3 separate regions of the Homo sapiens genome follow, and all the other regions are linked to region 3. Evidence: read pairs that join two places in POLR2A ChIA-PET (ENCODE). Cell type or tissue: GM12878. All regions are shown on one strand. Links, peaks and the distances in the headings refer to the core of each region. The heading gives the core; the rest is flanking DNA.

Evidence for each region. ChIA-PET counts read pairs that join two places held together with the same protein. Peaks named below come from ENCODE experiments on the same cell type or tissue, not always from the same donor. Only the 100,000 strongest peaks of a DNase experiment are listed, where the experiment ranks them.
Region 1: POLR2A ChIA-PET joins it to region 3 with 7 read pairs; 10 of 35 experiments call an interaction of 5 or more read pairs at or near these places.
Region 2: POLR2A ChIA-PET joins it to region 3 with 6 read pairs; 2 of 35 experiments call an interaction of 5 or more read pairs at or near these places.

The regions. Positions count from the first base shown.
Region 1 is chr12:12,791,775-12,797,581 of GRCh38, reverse strand. No RefSeq gene overlaps it. Among named protein-coding and RNA genes, the nearest start is that of APOLD1, 9.0 kb to the right of the region's middle. In GM12878, for the core only: no CTCF peak of the experiment used is centred there; no DNase peak of the experiment used is centred there.
Region 2 is chr12:11,720,043-11,725,849 of GRCh38, reverse strand. The region is part of intron 1 of ETV6 (ETS variant transcription factor 6); the gene reads right to left. LOC124902879 (a long non-coding RNA gene) reads right to left here. Exons shown (of 2, transcript XR_007063212.1): 2 at 3,417-5,807. Among named protein-coding and RNA genes, the nearest start is that of ETV6, 73 kb to the right of the region's middle. RefSeq lists enhancers at 105-304, 1,376-1,595, 5,491-5,640, 5,731-5,790. In GM12878, for the core only: no CTCF peak of the experiment used is centred there; no DNase peak of the experiment used is centred there; H3K4me3 peaks cover 1,428 bases; H3K27ac peaks cover 4,107 bases.
Region 3 is chr12:12,695,876-12,701,682 of GRCh38, reverse strand. It overlaps GPR19 (G protein-coupled receptor 19), which reads left to right and starts at 5,500. Exons shown (of 4, transcript NM_006143.3): 1 at 5,500-5,618. RefSeq lists enhancers at 5,333-5,412, 5,593-5,752. In GM12878, for the core only: no CTCF peak of the experiment used is centred there; a DNase peak (open chromatin) is centred at 4,772; H3K4me3 peaks cover 2,181 bases; H3K27ac peaks cover 2,285 bases.

The sequences.
Region 1 (5,807 bases), core at 422-5,421, 96 kb before region 3:
TAGACCAGGTGCAGTAGCTCACGACTGTAATCCCAGCACTTTGGGAGGCCAAGGCAGGTGGATCACCTGAGGTCAGGTGCTCAAGACCAGCCTGGCCAACATGGTGAAACTCTGTCTCTACTAAAATTACAAAAATTAGCTGGGCATCGTGGCAAGTGCCTATAATCCCAGTTACTCAGGAGGCTGAGGTAGGAAAATTGCTTGAACTCGGGAGGCAAAGGTTACAGTGAGCTGAGATCATGCCACTGAACTCCAGCCTGGGAGAACGAGACTCCATCTCAAAAATAAATAATAAAAATAATAAATAAATAAATATAATAATACTATAAAAATAAGTAATATAAATATAATAAATATAAATAAAAATAAATGAATGAATAAATAACCACAGAATTGAGTTCCTGTTAGCCCTTCATGGTATTATCCGTCACAGCCAAAACCACAGGAACTCAGCAGTTCTCTGGGCTGTGTACTCAAATTCAGAGTCAAGGTTTAGATAAGGTCATGTTCCATTTGATTGGAATATAAAGAAATCTGGGAGTTATGTAAATGAATCAAGGATTGAAGTATGGTGTGAATCTGAGCAGAAAGAAGTTGGAATCAGGAAGAAACAGCTTGAAGGTCATTGCAGGTATTAGGAGGTAAAGCCTAGATGGTTGTGATAGCAGTGGGTTGGATCAAAATGGATGGCAGAGACATTTAATGGGAAGGAAATACTTTGGCAAAAATATATTAGAGTGGCCAGGAGTGTTAGTTCATGCCTATAATCCCAGCACTTTGGGAGGCCAAGGCAGTCGAATTGCTTGAGTTCAGGAGATCGAGACCAGCCTGGGCAACATGGCAAAACCCCGTCTCTACTAAAAATACAAAAATTAGCCGGGCATGGTGGTGAGCACTTATGGTCCCAGTTACTCTGGAGGCTGAGGTGGGAGGATCACAGTGGGAGGTTGAGACTATAGTGAGCCATGGTCGCACCACTGAACTCCAGCCCACGTGAGAGAGGGAGACCCTGTCTCAAAAAAAAAAAAAAGAAAAGAAAAGAAAAGAAAAGTATATCAGAGAAGTAAGAAAGGGGAAGATTTGGAGATGATGATATTTCCGGGTAGGCCACTGGTAGACTGATGTTGCCTTTGGTAGAAGTAGAAGAGTTGTGAAACTGGGCCAGTTTTACAGATAAATTTAGCTTCAGATGTTCTGAGAAGGAATGCCAGCATATCCATGAGGATAAACTGTGCTTGTTCAGTCAATAAATGCTACTGGGCATCTCCTGTGGCGGGAGCTGAAGAGACACTGGGAGATTTAACAATATCTGTGATGTGGTTTCTGTCCTTAAGAGCCTTGGGGTAGGCACATATATATTTAATAAAATGTATCAAGTGATACGTCTGCATAAGAGACACACAGATTGCTCTTAGACATTCAGATTAGAGCAAGACTGCATCTGGCTGGAGTCAGGTATAGAACTTCAATGAGAGGAATGGCATAGTAGGAACGCAGATAGGGCTTTTGTTTTGGTGCACTCTTCCTGCAACCTTTTTCATTCAGACAATGATTTCATTTGTTTTCATTTGACATAATACCCACCAAATTCAACTTGACCCCAAAGAATCCTTTAGAGCTGGTTTCTTTTTTTTTTTTTTTTTTGAGACAGAGTCTTGCTCTGTCACCCAGGCTAAAGTGCAGTGGTGCGATCTCGGCTCACTGCCAGCTCCGTCTCCCAGGTTCACACCATTCTCCTGCCTCAGACTCCTGAGTAGCTGGGACTACAGACACCCGCCACCACGCCCGGCTAATTTTTTGTATTTTTAGTAGAGACAGGGTTTCACCGTTAGCCAGGATGGTCTCGATCTCCTGACCTCGTGATCCACCCGCCTCGGCCTCCCAAAGTGCTGGGATTACAGGCGTGAGCCACCGCGCCCGGCCGTGGAGCTGGTTTCATCCATACCAACATCCAGTCCAGGACGGGTGAGACCCTGGAAACGAACATGCTCAGTGAAGGGCTGTGTGACAAGGTCAGGGGAATGGCAGCCTGGGTCTGAGGCTCAGGGAAACTTGAACCTTAAGACTGGAGGAGAAAAAAAAGCTGTCAAGGAAACTAAATAAGAAAGGCTGGTGTCACAGAATTCAAGAAAAAGGGTGCTTTAAGAATTGGGTATTTGGCTAGGCGCAGTGGCTCACGCCTGTAATCCCAGCACTTTGGGAGGCCGGGGCAGGTGGATCACAAGGTCAAGAGATCGAGACCATCCTGAACAACACGGTGAAACCCCGTCTCTACCAAAAATACAAAATTAGCCGGGCGTGGTGGCACGAGCCTGTAGTCCCGGCTACTTGGGAGGCTGAGGCAGGAGAATCACTTGAACCCGGGAAGTGGGGGTTGCAGTGAGCCGAGATCGCACCACTGCACTCCAGTCTGGTGACAGAGCGAGACTCCGTCTCAAAAAAAAAAAAAAAAAGAAAAGAAAAAGAATTGGGTATTCAGCAAAGTCAAATGCTACAGAGAAGTTAGAAAGAATTAAAATTAAATAACTGTGTTTGCTATGCAAAACCTCAGGGGACAATGTTAAATTCAAATCAACCACAAAGCATTATGATTTTGAATAGTTTATGATACCCAACATCTTATTCCTATTCATACCTATCTACTCACCCACATACCTCCAACACTTTTAGTCCATAAGCTACTAGACTGCAATTGAGTACACACCCCAACAGGAAGAAATTTGACAAGCAGGGTCAGTAGTAGTTTCAATGGAATGACCCCAAGAAGTTTCATTTTTTGAGGTTTTAAAATCAGATCTAGATAGGCCTGTTCGACCAGTAATTCCTTCATTCATGTCTGTGTCATCTCTACTGATAACTTCAGTTCCAGCGCATCTACAGTTAGCAAAAAGTTCTTATAAATCATGTCCTTCCTCTTCAGGTGTTTTGTTCACCAGAATTTTGCCATGTTTGGGAGATTTGGGGGAGCATCACAAAATATTATTCTGTAAATAGGCTTTGTTTTGTTTTGTTTGAGACAGAGTTTTGCTCTGTCGCCTAGGCTGGAGTGCAGTGGCGTGATCTCAGCTCACTGCAACCTCTGTCTTCTGAGTTCAAGCGATTCTCCTGCCTCAGTCTCCCGAGTAGCTGAGATTACAGGTGCCTGCCACCATGCCCAGCTAATTTTTGTATTTTTAGTAGAGACGGGGTTTCACCATGTTGGCCAGGCTAGTCTTGAACTCCTGACCTCAGTTGATCCTCCCACCTCAGCCTCCCAAAGTGCTGGGATTACAGGTGTGAGCCACTGTGCCCAGCCACCATAAAAACCCATACATAGGTTTTTATGATCAGAGCAAAAGTTTTATAACTTTCAAATCACACCCACACTGTTTATTATAAATACTAGTGACTTGCAAAGCTATATTTTATTTTTTTCTTATTGACTAGCCTACTGGCATAAGATTACTCATCCTAGATGAGACTGTTACTGCCAGGAGATGTTTTTATTTTTTTTGAGACAGGTTCTTGCTCTGTTCCCCAGGCTGGCTGGAGTGCAGTGGCCCAATCACGGTTCACTGCAACCTCGACCTCCTGGGCTTAAGTGATCCTCCCACCTCAACCTCCTGAGAAGCTGGGACTATAGGTGTGCAACACCACACTCAGCTCATTTAAAAATTATTTGTACAGATGAGGTCTCACCATGTTGCTCAGGCTGGTCTCTAACTCCTGGACTCAAGCAACCCACCTGCCTCGGCCTCCCAAGGTGCTAGGATTGGCTAGGCGCAGTGGCTCACACCTGTAATCCCAGAACTTTGGGAGGCTGAGATGGGCAGATCACCTGAGGCCAGGAGTTCAAAACCACCCTGGCCAACATGGCAAAACCCTGTCTCTACCAAAAATACAAAAATTAGCCAGGCATGGTGGTGGGCGCCTGTAATCCCAGCTACTCAGGATGCTGAGGTGGGAGAATCGCCTGAACCCGAGAGGCACAGGTTGCAGTGAGCTGAGGTCATGCCACTGTACTCCAGCCTGGGCGAAAAGAGCAAAACTCCGTCTAAAAAAAAAAAATCAGAAAAGCCAAGAGCATTGGATGGGCACAGCGGCTCATGCCTGTAATCCCAGCACTTTGGGAGGCCAAGGTGTGTGGATCACTTGAGGTCAGGAGTTCAAGACTAGCCTGGCCAACATGGTGAAACCCCATCTCTACTAAAAATACACACACACACAAAAATTAGCTGGGCATGGTGGTGGGCGCCTGTAATCCCAGCTACTCAGGAGGCTGAAGCAGGAGAATCGCTTGAACCCAGGAAGCGGAGGTTGCAGTGAGCTGAGATCATGCCACTGGACTCCAGCCTGGGTGACAGAGCAAGACTCCAAAAAAAAAAAAGGAAAAGAATAGCTAAGAGCATAACTCTGGAGTCAGGCTGCCAGAATTCAAATTCTGGGGCACCTCATGCTGGCAATGCAACCTCTCAAATTCCTTACTTTATCTAATAATATAGGGTAATTATAGTGTGCACACCATAAGATTTTTGTAAGGTAAATGAAATGATACAGGTCAAATCGTACTTAGAAGAGTATCTAGTGAGTTCTCAATAAATGTTAGCTATTGTTATTGTTAAATATCCCACATGTATGTTCAATATTATTGAAATGTCATTTTATTTAAGCACTGAAAAAAATATTGTTTTTAAATGATATTTTGAGAGTGCAGTTTTAATAAAAAGTGAGGGCAGAAAGAAATGTCTGCTTATCAACCGGGGAGCGTAGAAAAAGAAGTTTCGCCTAAAAGAAAGACTTTAGACATCACCCCTACCCTTTTTGTGTAGCTTCTCCCAGTTATAATTATTTTGGTGAATTTGGCAACCGTATTCACACAAATGCTGGAGGAGGCCAGGATCTGGCTGCTCCTGTGTGTAAGGGAGGCAGATGCCTTGGCCGTGACCCATGGCTAAAGCTCAGGGGGAATCAGGTCACAGGCCTGCCTGTCCTCCCACCTCTGGGGTTTTAGTGTAAATACAAAATTGGATTAAACATCATTTTCTGCAGATGTAGCTTCATATAGATAATCTCTATGCGTGCAGGCAAAGACCACATTAGAGGGCCTTCTCTCCACAACCCGGTGCTAATGCTAGTCAGGTTTGGGGGTGCTGAGGACCCCTAATGTGCATTCCTGGACGATGGGTCTCGCTTCATCAGCACGATTTCCCCTCTCCTAACAGCTCTCTGGTTGCTAAGAGATTGTTTTCAGATCTAAGGGCTCACTCTTTGTCCTATTCCAGACCACAGCAGGGTTTACTTTCCCTCTTATGAGTTTGCCAGGAGCAAAAAGTAACATCCCAACCTCCTGTCAACTCAACAAGAGATTTATTGCAATTAACTAAAAGGACACTTGTTACTACAGGAATACCATATGCTTCAGCAAAGATAGGATCCCAGCTTGCGGCTGGCCTCTGCAAACAGTCAGGGGCCTGCCAACACAGCCTTTTTTGGTTGTACAGTTATTAACAGTGCAGCCTCCAGACCCAGGAATGTTTCCAAGGTGCAGCTGGCACTGAGATAGTGAGGTCGTCTCCAGAGTAGTCGTCCCCAACTGGCTGCCGCAACCACAATAGGCTTTTTGTTTAAATTGCTGGACCCCCTACTTAATGATCACCCTCCTTTTCTTTCTTACCAAGAGAATCTTAGGTATATTAGGGGCAGCGTTGTTCTCAGCTAAAAATACTACATTTCCCAGCCTGCCTTGCATGGTCAAGATCGGTGGCTTGCAAGGTGAAGTCCCTCAGAGATTTACGGGAAAGTTTTCTTTCCTGATATACATGCTGCCC
Region 2 (5,807 bases), core at 300-5,299, 980 kb after region 3:
TGGCGGAAAGTGAGGCGAGCCGGCGTGTGCAGAGATCACGTGGCAAGAGAGGAAGCAAGAGAGAGGCAGGGGGAGGTACCAGGCTCTTTTTAGCAATCTGCTTCTGTGAGAACTAACAGAGCGAGAACTCACTCACCCCACCACAGGGAGGGCAGCAATCTACTCAAGAGGGATCCACTTCCATGACCCACACACCTTGCATTAGGCCCCACCTCCAACACTGGAGATCAGGTCTCAACATGAGGTTTGGGGAGAGAAACATCCAAACTACAGCAGCAACATCTGAAGTAATACAGATGAGTGTACATGTAAATCCTATGGGAAAAGAAAAAGCCATAATTCAGCCTCAGAATAGGATTCTGAAATTTTTAAAATATATATTGCCTTTGAGATAGACCTTCAATGCACTTAACTTTGTTGAAACAGCAGGTTAAAAAGGGAACTCCAACCTGGTCTGTTACAAAATAGGTCAAAATTTATTAAAGCAAATAACATCCCAAGGAAAAGCTCGGGGCTGCCAAGTCCTCGTCAGTGTCTTTTCTCTCATTTTGAGCCATGCACGCTGCACAAAAGAATTTTCTTACAACTAAAATTTGGAATTCTGACCAATCCATTCACACACATATTCACAGCATGACATATAAGTACTCAGCACTAGCCTAGAAGTTGAGTGGAAAAAAAAAAAAAACAGCTAAAAAGAAAGATAAGTCTTAAGAGCTCCCTGCAGATTCCTGGCAGGGAACATGTTCTGGAGAACAGATGTGCCGCGACCCAAGGTGAAGCTGATGGGGAAGTGGGCAGGGAAGTGGGGTGGCCGTAAGTTCACGATAAAAGAAACAGTCATAAAACTATACACTTCCCAAATGCAAATTTGGAGAACCTCAGGGCAGGAGGATAAGACCTATGTGTCTGGAGCAACCACTCCAAGACACTGGAGCAGCCACAACCGAAACTCTGTTGCGATTTATTCAGTGTCTGCCTACGATTTCATGTTAATACAGGACACCCAGTCCAAATAGATTTGGGAAACCTGCAAGGGTCTCGTGCAAGGACCTCACAGCCAGACAAGCCTCTTATCTAGAGACATATCTACTACAAATATCTTAAGGAACTGTTTCAACAATTTTCCCAAGTTAACACTTTATTCCTAGTTCTCTAAGGCTTATTATTTTTCAGCCCCTCACTCCCCTCAACTCTTTATTCTTGTCACCAACTCAACCCTCTTCTGATACACAGAGCACAAATAAAGGCTTCCTGAAGACTAGGCCTTACTTGTCTTTGTATCCTACCCTCCATCTCTGCTAGTATCTAGCAGAGTAACCGGCATATAGTAGACTTTCAATGTTCATTTAATACTCAGCCATAGGGCAAGCAAAGAGAAACAATGAGGAAATAGACCCTTGAAAATCACACCGCATACAGATTCTCCCCTAAGTATAAAGTCTCCTGGTACTGATGGGCACAGGCCCACTCCACGTGATCGGCTCAAAATACTAAGGATCCACGAACAGGCCTTGCAGCTTTCTCCCAAACCATACTCCTTTCTCTGGGAGCTGCCTGCCAAGAAGGCTGCGCATGGAAACCTTAAACCTTGCTGTAAGCCCTGGCCACATCAATGGTGCAAAAGTAGCCCCTATCAGGACCTGTCAAGGGGAAACCTGAGCTGCAAGAGTAACTGGAGACTCAGGCAGCTGACCTGCTTACGATCCCTTAGTTGAGAGTTTAAACCAACTGTAACTGGGCAGTACTTGACAACCAGCTTCCCTAATGAGACCAAGAGTTAGGAGAGCTGACACACAGCACCCTCAGGTCAGGGGTGGGGGAGGGAGTATGCCACCACTGCACGGGTCAGAGAACATAGGGTGACTTTAAAGGCCCTGTTCTTCCTCTGGGCACCCCCGAGAGTGTAGGTCCGGCCCTCCCAGACCAGGACTCCTATGCTCTTCCTGGGGACTCTCAATGACACCTGGCCTTGTCCCAAGGAATACTCGTTTTAAAGATTTTTGATGGGTGGTCCAGGTAGAAGCTAGTGAAATAAAAGCTTTCTCAATGGTTGGTGATGCCACCTTGTCTTGACATGTGGGCCCCTGCAGTTGGGGAAAAGAAAGAGCAGAGGCCAAATTTACCAATGTGTTGGTCAAGGAGAGGCCAGGATAGGACAAAGGAAGAGAAGGGAACCCTGATAGATAAACCCTGTTTGATTTTTAAGGATAACGAGATTCAAGTAATTAATGTTCACCAAACTCCTACTATGTGCCGGGTACCACGCTGGAATAAAAGGCAAAGAACAGGTGAACAGTCCTGAAAAAACTCACAAAGGTCATACTTTATAACTAAGGTACATTTTCTTTTTCATTTAGAATGGATTAATTTTGTCACAATATGGCTTTTGAAGAGCAAGAAAGAATGGAAGGGAAAAAGGAATAACTGAAAGTGGAAGAAAGAAGGCAAGCAGGACATGGGAAAGGAGGGAGAGTGCGTTGTGGGTATTAAATGTGATAATCCTTGCAAAGTACTGAGTCAATCTCTGGCCTATAGTAAGTGCTCAAAAAATATCAGTCACTATATTCATTGTTACAGAGAGCCTATAACCGTGTCATACTAACCTACAATGCACACTTGCCATAGAGCAGGGAATGTTCTAAGGGCTTATCACATATTAATTCATTTAATACTCACAATCCTATGAGATATTAGGATTCCCATTTTACAAATGAGAAAACGAGGGTACAAAGAGATTCTGTAAACTATCAACTACCCAGTCACACAACTACCAAGTGAGAGATCTGAGATTCAAGCCCAGGTAGTCTGACTTCGGAGCTCAGCTTCTCATTGGTTTCACCTGTGGTTATTAAAGTGCGGTCCCTGGAACCGGGAACTTCTCAGATTTGCAAATTCTTTGTCCCACCCCAGTCCTACCAAATCAGAAACTCTGAGAGAACGGCCCAGCAACTGTTTCTAAAAGCCCCTGAGGTGATTCTGAGGAACACCAGAATTTGAGCACCTCTGCATTAATTACATTACAGTGCTTCTCCACGTAGTGGCTAAGTTAAGGCAGATAAGAAAACATCACTTCCTCCCCGGATCTGGCCTCACCTGGCAATGGGCAAAGGTCAAAATATTTGGGTTGTCCATTTCTCTCAGTTTAGGGCCTGGCCTACAACTGGGGTTTGGGAGAGTAACTTCAATTCTCTTCATTTTAGGAGAAATCAGTTTGGCTTTTCTGACTTTACTCTTTGACGTAGAAAGCCTAGGAGAGAACAACAGGCCTTGAATATTCTTAGAATAGTTTAACTCCTTCATAACGTCTGAACATCAGTTAGCAGATTTAATAGGCTGCAGTGCCCCAAAATGTCCACCATTAGATTAAAAATGAAACTTAAAAGAAAGCTTTGCTTCCAGTGTGTTAATTTAGCTTCCAACAATGCCTAGCAGGTGAATGTATCTCTACATTTTACTGGAGTTAACTCAATTATTCAAAGCGATTACAGTTTGTGGATTATCTGAGCCTCCTTCTTCTCCTCCCTGGAGCTGCTCACCTTTTGGCCATTTCACTGTTCATTAGCACCTCTACTGAAGATACCCAGGGGAGAATAAAAGGTGAGGAAACTCAAACCAGTCGACTTTTCTCCTTGTTAGCAGTTCTGATAAAGACTTGGTGGGAGAAGAATTATTATTGGCTAAAACAAGACACTGGGATTATCTATGGCTTCAATTTTCCATGCTCTCCCAGCCCCTAATTATCAGATACAGTCAAGTCAGCCTAACTTTATAGTGACAGCCCAGTCTACAAGTGAGCAGGGGCATAATATTCAAATTCTAGAATTTCCACAGAGGTAACCTATGATACCTTCTTCCTTAAATTACAGCTCTCAAAAATGCCAGGGTGATGGACAACTTTGATCACAGGTGAAAAGGCTCAAAAAGAGATCCCACAGCATTTTAACAGCTGACTTTTCCCACCATTCAAACTTTCTATGACCTAACAGAATATGTACATCTTAATATTTTACTCTCGTAAGAAAAATAAGGAAACTAATGTTCATTAGGCATCTATTATATGCCAGGGTGCCAGACCCTCTGCTGGATGTCTTATAAATATTACCTTGCTTAATTCTAGAACAATTTAGGAAATATTTTTTCTTTTCCAACTTTTACTTTAGACATAGGGTTTACGTGTGCAGGTTTGTTACATGGGTATCTTGCATCCAGGTAGTGAGCACAGTACCCAAGAGGTAGTTTCTGACTCATTAACCCCCTCCCGCTCCTCCCTCTAGTAGTCCACAGTGTTTATTGTTCCCATGTTTATGTTCATGAGTGCTCGATGTATAGCTCCTACTTATAAGTGAGAACATGCAGCATTTGGTTTTCTGTTCCTGCATTCATTCACTTAGAATTATGGTTTCCAGCTCTTCCAACATGGTTACCCATGTTGCTATAAAGGACATGATTTCATTCCTTTTTATGGCTGCAAAGTATTCCATGGTGTATATGTACCACATTAAAACAAAATCAAATCCACTGTTGATGTGCACCTAGGTTGATTCCATGTCTTTGATACTGTGAATAGCGTGGCAGTAAACATACAAGTGTATATGTCTTTTTGGTATAATGATCTAGTTTCCTTTGGATATACACCCAGTAATGAGATTTATGGGCTGAATGGTAGCTCTGTTTTAAGTTGAGAAATCTCCAAACTGCTTTCTACAATGACTGAACTAAGTTACATTTCCCCCACCGGTGTATAAGCATTCCCTTTTCTCCATAGCCTCACCAGCATCTGTTATTTTTTGACTTTTGATAATAGCATTCTGACTGGTGTGAGACAGTATCTCGTCGTGGCTTTGATTTGCATTTCTCTGATGATTAGTGATAATAAGCATTTTTTCTTGTTTGTTGGCTGCTTGTATGTCTTCTTTTAAGAGGTGTCTGTTCATGCCCTTTGCCCATTTTTTAATGGAGTTATTGTTTTTTTGCCTCTTGATTTAAGTTCCTTATAGATTCTGGATATTAGACCTTTGTTGGATGCACAGTTTGCAAATATTTTCTCCCATTCGGTAGGTTGCTGTTTACTCTGTTGATTCTTTTGCCGTGCAGAAGCTCTTTAGTTTAATTAGTTCCCACTTGTCAATTTTTTGTTTTTGTTGCAATTGCTTTTGGGGACTTAGCCAAAAATCCTTTGCCAAGGCTAGTGTCAAGAGGGGTTTTTCCTGTGTTTTCTTCTAGGATTTTTACAGTTTGAGGTCTTAGATTTCGATTTAATCCATCTTGAGTTAATTTTTGTATATGGTGAAAGGTAAGGGTTCAGTTTCATTCTTCTGCATATGGCTAGCCAGCTATCCCAGCACCATTTATGAATAAGGAGTCCTTTACCCCATTGCTTGTTTTTGTTGGCCTTGAGCAAGAAATTTTTATCCTGATTTTACAGACAGGGAAACTGAGGCTCAGGGAATTTAAATCTGAGTTCATAAGTGTCAGAACTAAGAGCTGAACACAGAGTTGCCTTTGCCTCTCCCTAAAAACTGTGCTGTTTAACCATACAACTCAGTCTCAATGGTTTCTTACTTATATCCAGAAGTGTCTTTGACAACACTCTCAAGGCTTATTAGGGAGATGACTGTGCTGATGGCTCTTCGTGACTCTTAAAGATTAATGCTGTGCCTGAACATGCTAACACCATCCTCAGAAGCCCCTTTTCCTATCTTCAGATATCAACTCTTTCCCCTTCTATAATCACTGATACCAATAACCCACAGCTTCTCGTCCTTTGCCAAATCTGTATGAACTGCCACCAGTCCTGTTTATAG
Region 3 (5,807 bases), core at 391-5,390:
CTGGAATTACAGGCATGAGCCACCTGGCCTGGCCTTTGAAATGGTTCTTTAGAACTCAATGGATTTTAGCTGGGAGAAAGGGGTAATTGAGTAAATCAAATGGGGCGATTAACTAAATGTTAACTTGGTGAATAGAAAGGACACTGTCCAAAATATCCCATAATTGGGTACCAACTCTTTGAAATTATAGGATTAGGATTTTCTCTCCCTTTTGTCTACTGGCAGTCCTATCTCCCACAATAAAAGCTTTATATGCCAGATATAGTCATTATTAGCTAATGGGCAAGCAACAAATGGGGAGATAATGTTAATATAATTCAGAAATTACATTGCTTCATTCATTATTTTTCCCAGCACACTAACATTTTGGGGCAAGCAGGGACAAGCTTCTCACAATTAAAGAGAAAACCTTAGCAACATATAAAGATGTTAAGAAAAAAAGCAGAAAATTCTGCAAGAATGCCTTCCTTTGGTGCAAACAGAGGCTTGTTTGGTGGCTTCAAGAGTTTTTTACAACATTAAGTTCTGTGGTAAACTGCAAAGTGTAAATGAAGGTGCAAAACCATTTTACCCCATTGGGGGAAAACTGATTGATAAAAAAGACAAAATCCTCGATCGGATTTTTAATTTTGATGAAACTGCTCTTAATTGGAATTAATACCCTCAAGGGCATATACATCCAAGGAAGAATCATGTGCCCCAGGATTCAAGAAACTAAAGCAGCACTGTCCAACAGAAACATTCGACAATTTAGGTTTTCTGGGAGCCACATTTTTAAAAAGTAAAAGTAAAAAGAAATGTTGAAGTGACATTTCAACATGTAATCAATATAAAATTTATTGAGATTTTTACATTATTTTTTATACTAAATTCTTAAAATCTTATGTGTATATTTTATACTTAACAGCCCTTCTCAATTTGGACTATCACATCTAAGTGTTCAATAAACACAGATGGCTAGTTACTACTGTATTGGACAGCATGGCCCTAAAGGATGACTGTGATATTGAGTACAAGTGTCAGAGGGAATTTAATTGTGTATTTTTTATTAGCATAGTAATTTTTATAGCCCTCAACTAACAAAGTTGCAAAGGTTTTGAGTGACCTGCTTCTAACCCTATATTTCCCACAAGTCCTGTTATTTTTAGTGCACCATTAAAAAAACATGCTTGTTTTCTCTGTACATACTTCCCTAAGCCTCCCTTGAAGCTAAAGGTAGTCATATGACATAGTTCTGGGCAGTAAGAAATAAAGGGAAGTCTGCAACATCATATGGGAAACATTTTTTGCCCTTATGAGAGAGTCTAACAAAACAACAACAACAACAAATAGCCAGGTGTGGTGGTGCATGCCTGTGATTCCAGCTTCTTGGGAGGCTGAGGTGGAAGAATCACTTGGGCCCAAGAAGTCAAGGCTGCATTGAGCCATAATCATGCCATTGCACTCCAACCTGGGCAACAGAGTGAGACTCTGTCTCAAAAAAAATAAAAAATAAAAAATAAAGGGACAGAGAGAGAGAGAAAGAAAGAGAGAGAAAAAAGAAGAGAGAGGCCTCAAGGAGAAAGCTTTTGGCCAGGTGCAGTGGCTCATACCTGTAATCTCAGCACTTTGGAAAGCCGATGTGGGAGGATCGCTTGAGGCCAGGTGTTCAAGACCAGCAGGAGCAACATGAGGAGACCCCATCTTTACAAAAAAAAAAAAAAAGAAAGAAAGCTTTTTTTGGCTCATACTCTCTTTTCTATTTGAAACATTTCATATGAGAACATGATGTTTGGAACTGCGGCAGCTATCTTGTGACTATGATAATAGACTCTTTAATACATTGAAGATAACAGACCATAAAGGTATCTCTCCTTATCAGAGATGTAAATGGAATGAAGTCAGCCATGCAAACATGCCAGTAGATGGAGGCAAGGGCAGAGTTCCCTAGCAGGAAGTAGAGTGCATCTGCTTCCTGTCCTCAGTGGGCATTATTTGACCAGTCACAAACCAAATTTGCCCTTCTTTCTCCCTTTTCCCCTCTCGTGCTGAAGATTCTCTTCCCTCTGATTGAAACACTGTTTTAGTGATGGGATCTTGCTATATTGTCCAGGCTGGACTTGAACTCTTGGGCTCAAGGGATATTCCTGCCTCAGCCTCCTGGGTAGCTGGGACTATAGGCATGGGCCTGTGCCAGCAGAAACATCCTTTCTTTAGGTATGACAAGAGTACTGAATTACCCCCAATACTTAAGACCTGAGTGCAGAGCTAAAAGTAAGCAAAATTTATTTGGCTTATTAGGGATTCATACACAAACCCTGCAATTTGGCCCTAATATGTATGTTTTCAATTTTTTTTTCTTGAGACAGAGTCTTGCTCTGTTGCCCAGGCTGGAGTGCTGTGGCACGATCTCGGCTCACTGCAACCTCCACCTCCCAGGTTCAAGTGATTCTCCTGCCTCAGCCTCCCGAGTAGCTGGGATTACAGGTGTGCACCACCACGCCCGGCTAATTTTTTGTATTTTTAGTAGAGACAGGGTTTCACCATGTTGGCCAGGCTGGTCTCAAACTCCTGACCTCATGATCCACCCACTGCAACCTCCCAAAGTGCTGAGATTACAGGCGTGAGCCACTGTGCCTGGCCAAATTCATTCTTTCTTTTCCCTGGAGATTAAGCTAATTTCAATGCTCATACTGACTGTGATAAACCAAATTTTTCATCTTCCCTATTCCCTATCTCCCAAACTGTTCCCTATGTATTAGTTAGGAGTGACTGTAGAATGCTATATAAAATGGGCTGGGCACAGTGGCTCATGCCTGTAATCCCAGCACTTTGGGAGGCCAAAGCTGGCGGATCACGAGGTCAGGAATTTGAGACTAGCCTGGCCAACATGGTGAAACCCCGTCTGTACTAAAAATACAAAAAATTAGCCGGGCGTGGTGGCACGCACCTGTAATCCCAGCTACTCGGGAGGCTGAGGCAAGAGAATCGCTTGAACCCGGGAGGTGGAGGTCACAGTGAGCCGAGATCAAGCCATGGCACTCTAGACTGGGTGACAGAGCAAGACCGTCTTGAGAAAAAAAAAATGCTTTAAGTTATCGATCATGAAAAAAATGTCCTATCATTCAGTTAATAAGGTTAAATTGTGTTGCTTTAACCAAGTTTGAGTAATTGGGGATGCATATCAGATTCATTATTTGGCAATTTCTTTCATTTGTCCTGGGGTCACAATAATTCGAGAACTCAGATTCACATAAATATGTGGATACAGATGGCATCAGGTTTTTCATTACTTTACAGTATCAGAGTAATCACAGGGGAGTATGCCCAGAATACTGGCTAAAGAAATGGCATGATTAACTTTTTCAGCTACTGACAGTGGAAATTTTGGTAAGTATATTTTCTGAGTCACGGGGCAGACTAAATTACCAATCCATCAGTCAGTTTCTGTTACTCACCAAAGATTTTTTTTCAGTGAAGAAAAATGTTTTATTTGACAACTTACTATTCTTACACTATAATTTTCATCACATGTAAATGAACTAGGAGTCTCAAAGAAGTCACTGTTCTTTATCAGCTCTTCCACTCCCATACTTAATTTTCATTCAAGCCTTCTCATTATGTGCAATGAGAGTATTCAGTTTGTTTAATACTGGTTGTTTGCCTTGACAAAGTAAGCCAGCTTTCTGAGTTAGTCTTAATCATTAAAGTGAACAAGATACCCATTCACTTTATCTGCATTTTTTTTTTCTTCATGATGAAAATGCCAGTTCAATACTGGCTTGGAAAACCGATTTTCACCTTACCTTAACCAAGTCAGAGTACCTCTAGATAATGGAGCGGAATTTTAAAGTTACTTCTCATTTTGGTACAAATTTGTGTTAAAAGGTATTCAAGCTGCTGGATTTACTGAGTTTTATCATATTGAACGTGAGAAAATCCAGAGGCTAGTTTCTTGAGATAAAAGGATTTTCTGTGACCGATGCTGGACACATGCAAAGCTTTCAAAATTTGGTTCCATCTGTTCACATGTCCATACATATTCTCTGCTTAATTTCATATGTCTTGAAAATCCCACTTTCCTTTTAGAAAATTTCTTGTTACAAGTTGAAGTCTTCAAATTCACCATTCAAAAACATAACAGAGTCCAATAAAATTGCCAAATTGTTAACATTTATGCTCTTATCCAGCTCTAAGATAACAATGATCCAGGTTTGGCTGAATCTACCAGTTATTTAAGGTTGTTTTTTGAGCACATTAAAATGTATCATTAGAAATCCTTCCATAAAAATACTTTTTAAAAAGTCACTTTGCCTGCCTTTTTTTTTGTTTTCAAACGAATCCAGTCATATCTGTAAAACAAGTTTCCATCAGATCTCATTTTATAAGCAACATCCTCTTCTAAGCCACCTGAAACTGACTTTGAAGAGCTCTTCAAACCATTTCAAAAATTTGTTTGTTGGCTTGTGCTTTCTTGGGTTAATGCTTCTAGAGTCGTCTCCAAGTTTCAAATTTTGCATGGCTGCTTTTTTTTTTTTTTTTTTTTTTTTACTTCGCTTCAAGAGTCAGTCTTAAATCATGTAGGTTTTGCTTGAGGTTTGCTCGAGCAAGAGGACCTTAGGTTTGGTCTTATTTGCATTTTTACCATAACTAGGCCTACATTCTAAATAAGTAACTAAATGCCACCTATGAGTTTCATTAACTGTGGCTGCTTGCCACTTTTTAGTTCTGGTTAGGGTGGTGCTATTGTTTTCCTCAGGTTCATTAGAAACATCTTCCGTGACAGCTCTGACGCGGCACCGATTTCTGAGTGTCCAGTGTTTTCCCTACCATTATTTTCTTTGGTCTGAAGTTGACACTTAAACTGTCCAGTTTTAAACCTCCGATCCGTGTTCCCAAATGAAAACATGACTTTCATTACGAATTACACGTCAAGGGAGCAAACCAAGGCGCTCGGGGCGGCGAGAACCGCGACACAGCGCTTCGCCTGGACTGGTAAACAAACCGCCGCGCAGGCGCAATGGCAACAGGACGGTAACCTGGGTAGCCGCCAATGGGCTTTTTCGTAGAGTGAAAAGCGGAAAAGCCAAACAAAACGCTGGTTCCAAGGTGATAAACTGGCTGACTTCCTCTATTTTTACTTTTTTAAAAAATTTTGTTTCTGAAGAAGTAGTTGTGCGGCCTTCTGGGCCTCGCAGAGATCTTCTTCGTGGAATTCCTCGGCCCCAGAGAAATGCCGCTAGCCTGTCGGCTAGTTATATTAGCCTAATTTTTTGTCTTGATCTTTTTCATTTGACTGCAGCACTAATCCTAATCCACTGGGGCAGCAAAAAAAAAAAAAAAAAAAAAAAAAAAAAAAAAAAAGGGCGGGTGGGATCTCAACGCCACGGAAAACCTTCATACTAGCCGGCCATCACCAAACCACGCGAGATCTGCCTGAGGAGAAGCGCCACCCCGGGAGTGCACGTTTGCGCATGCGTCTGGCTCATCATTTTTAGCGCGCAAAAGTTTCAAAACTTTCCGCCTAGTGAGAGGCGGTCCGATTTGGCCCTTGGGGAGTGTCCGTCGCGTTGATCTGATGGATTCACGTACACAACACCACATTCTATGAGATTTTGCAGGCAAAAGTCCACAAGCTCGTATGGTCATCCCTTCTTTCCGTTTTTATATTGGCCGTGAACTCTGTGAGGGGAGGTTTCAGCGACTGAAGTAGTAAAGGAGTGGGAGCGGGAGAGCCGATTAATGAGGTTGTAGAATAAGAGAGAAATCTGAAGGGACAAAGGAGTTTTATTTATTTTTTGGCTGGTGACCAAGAGGATGTGAGTGTG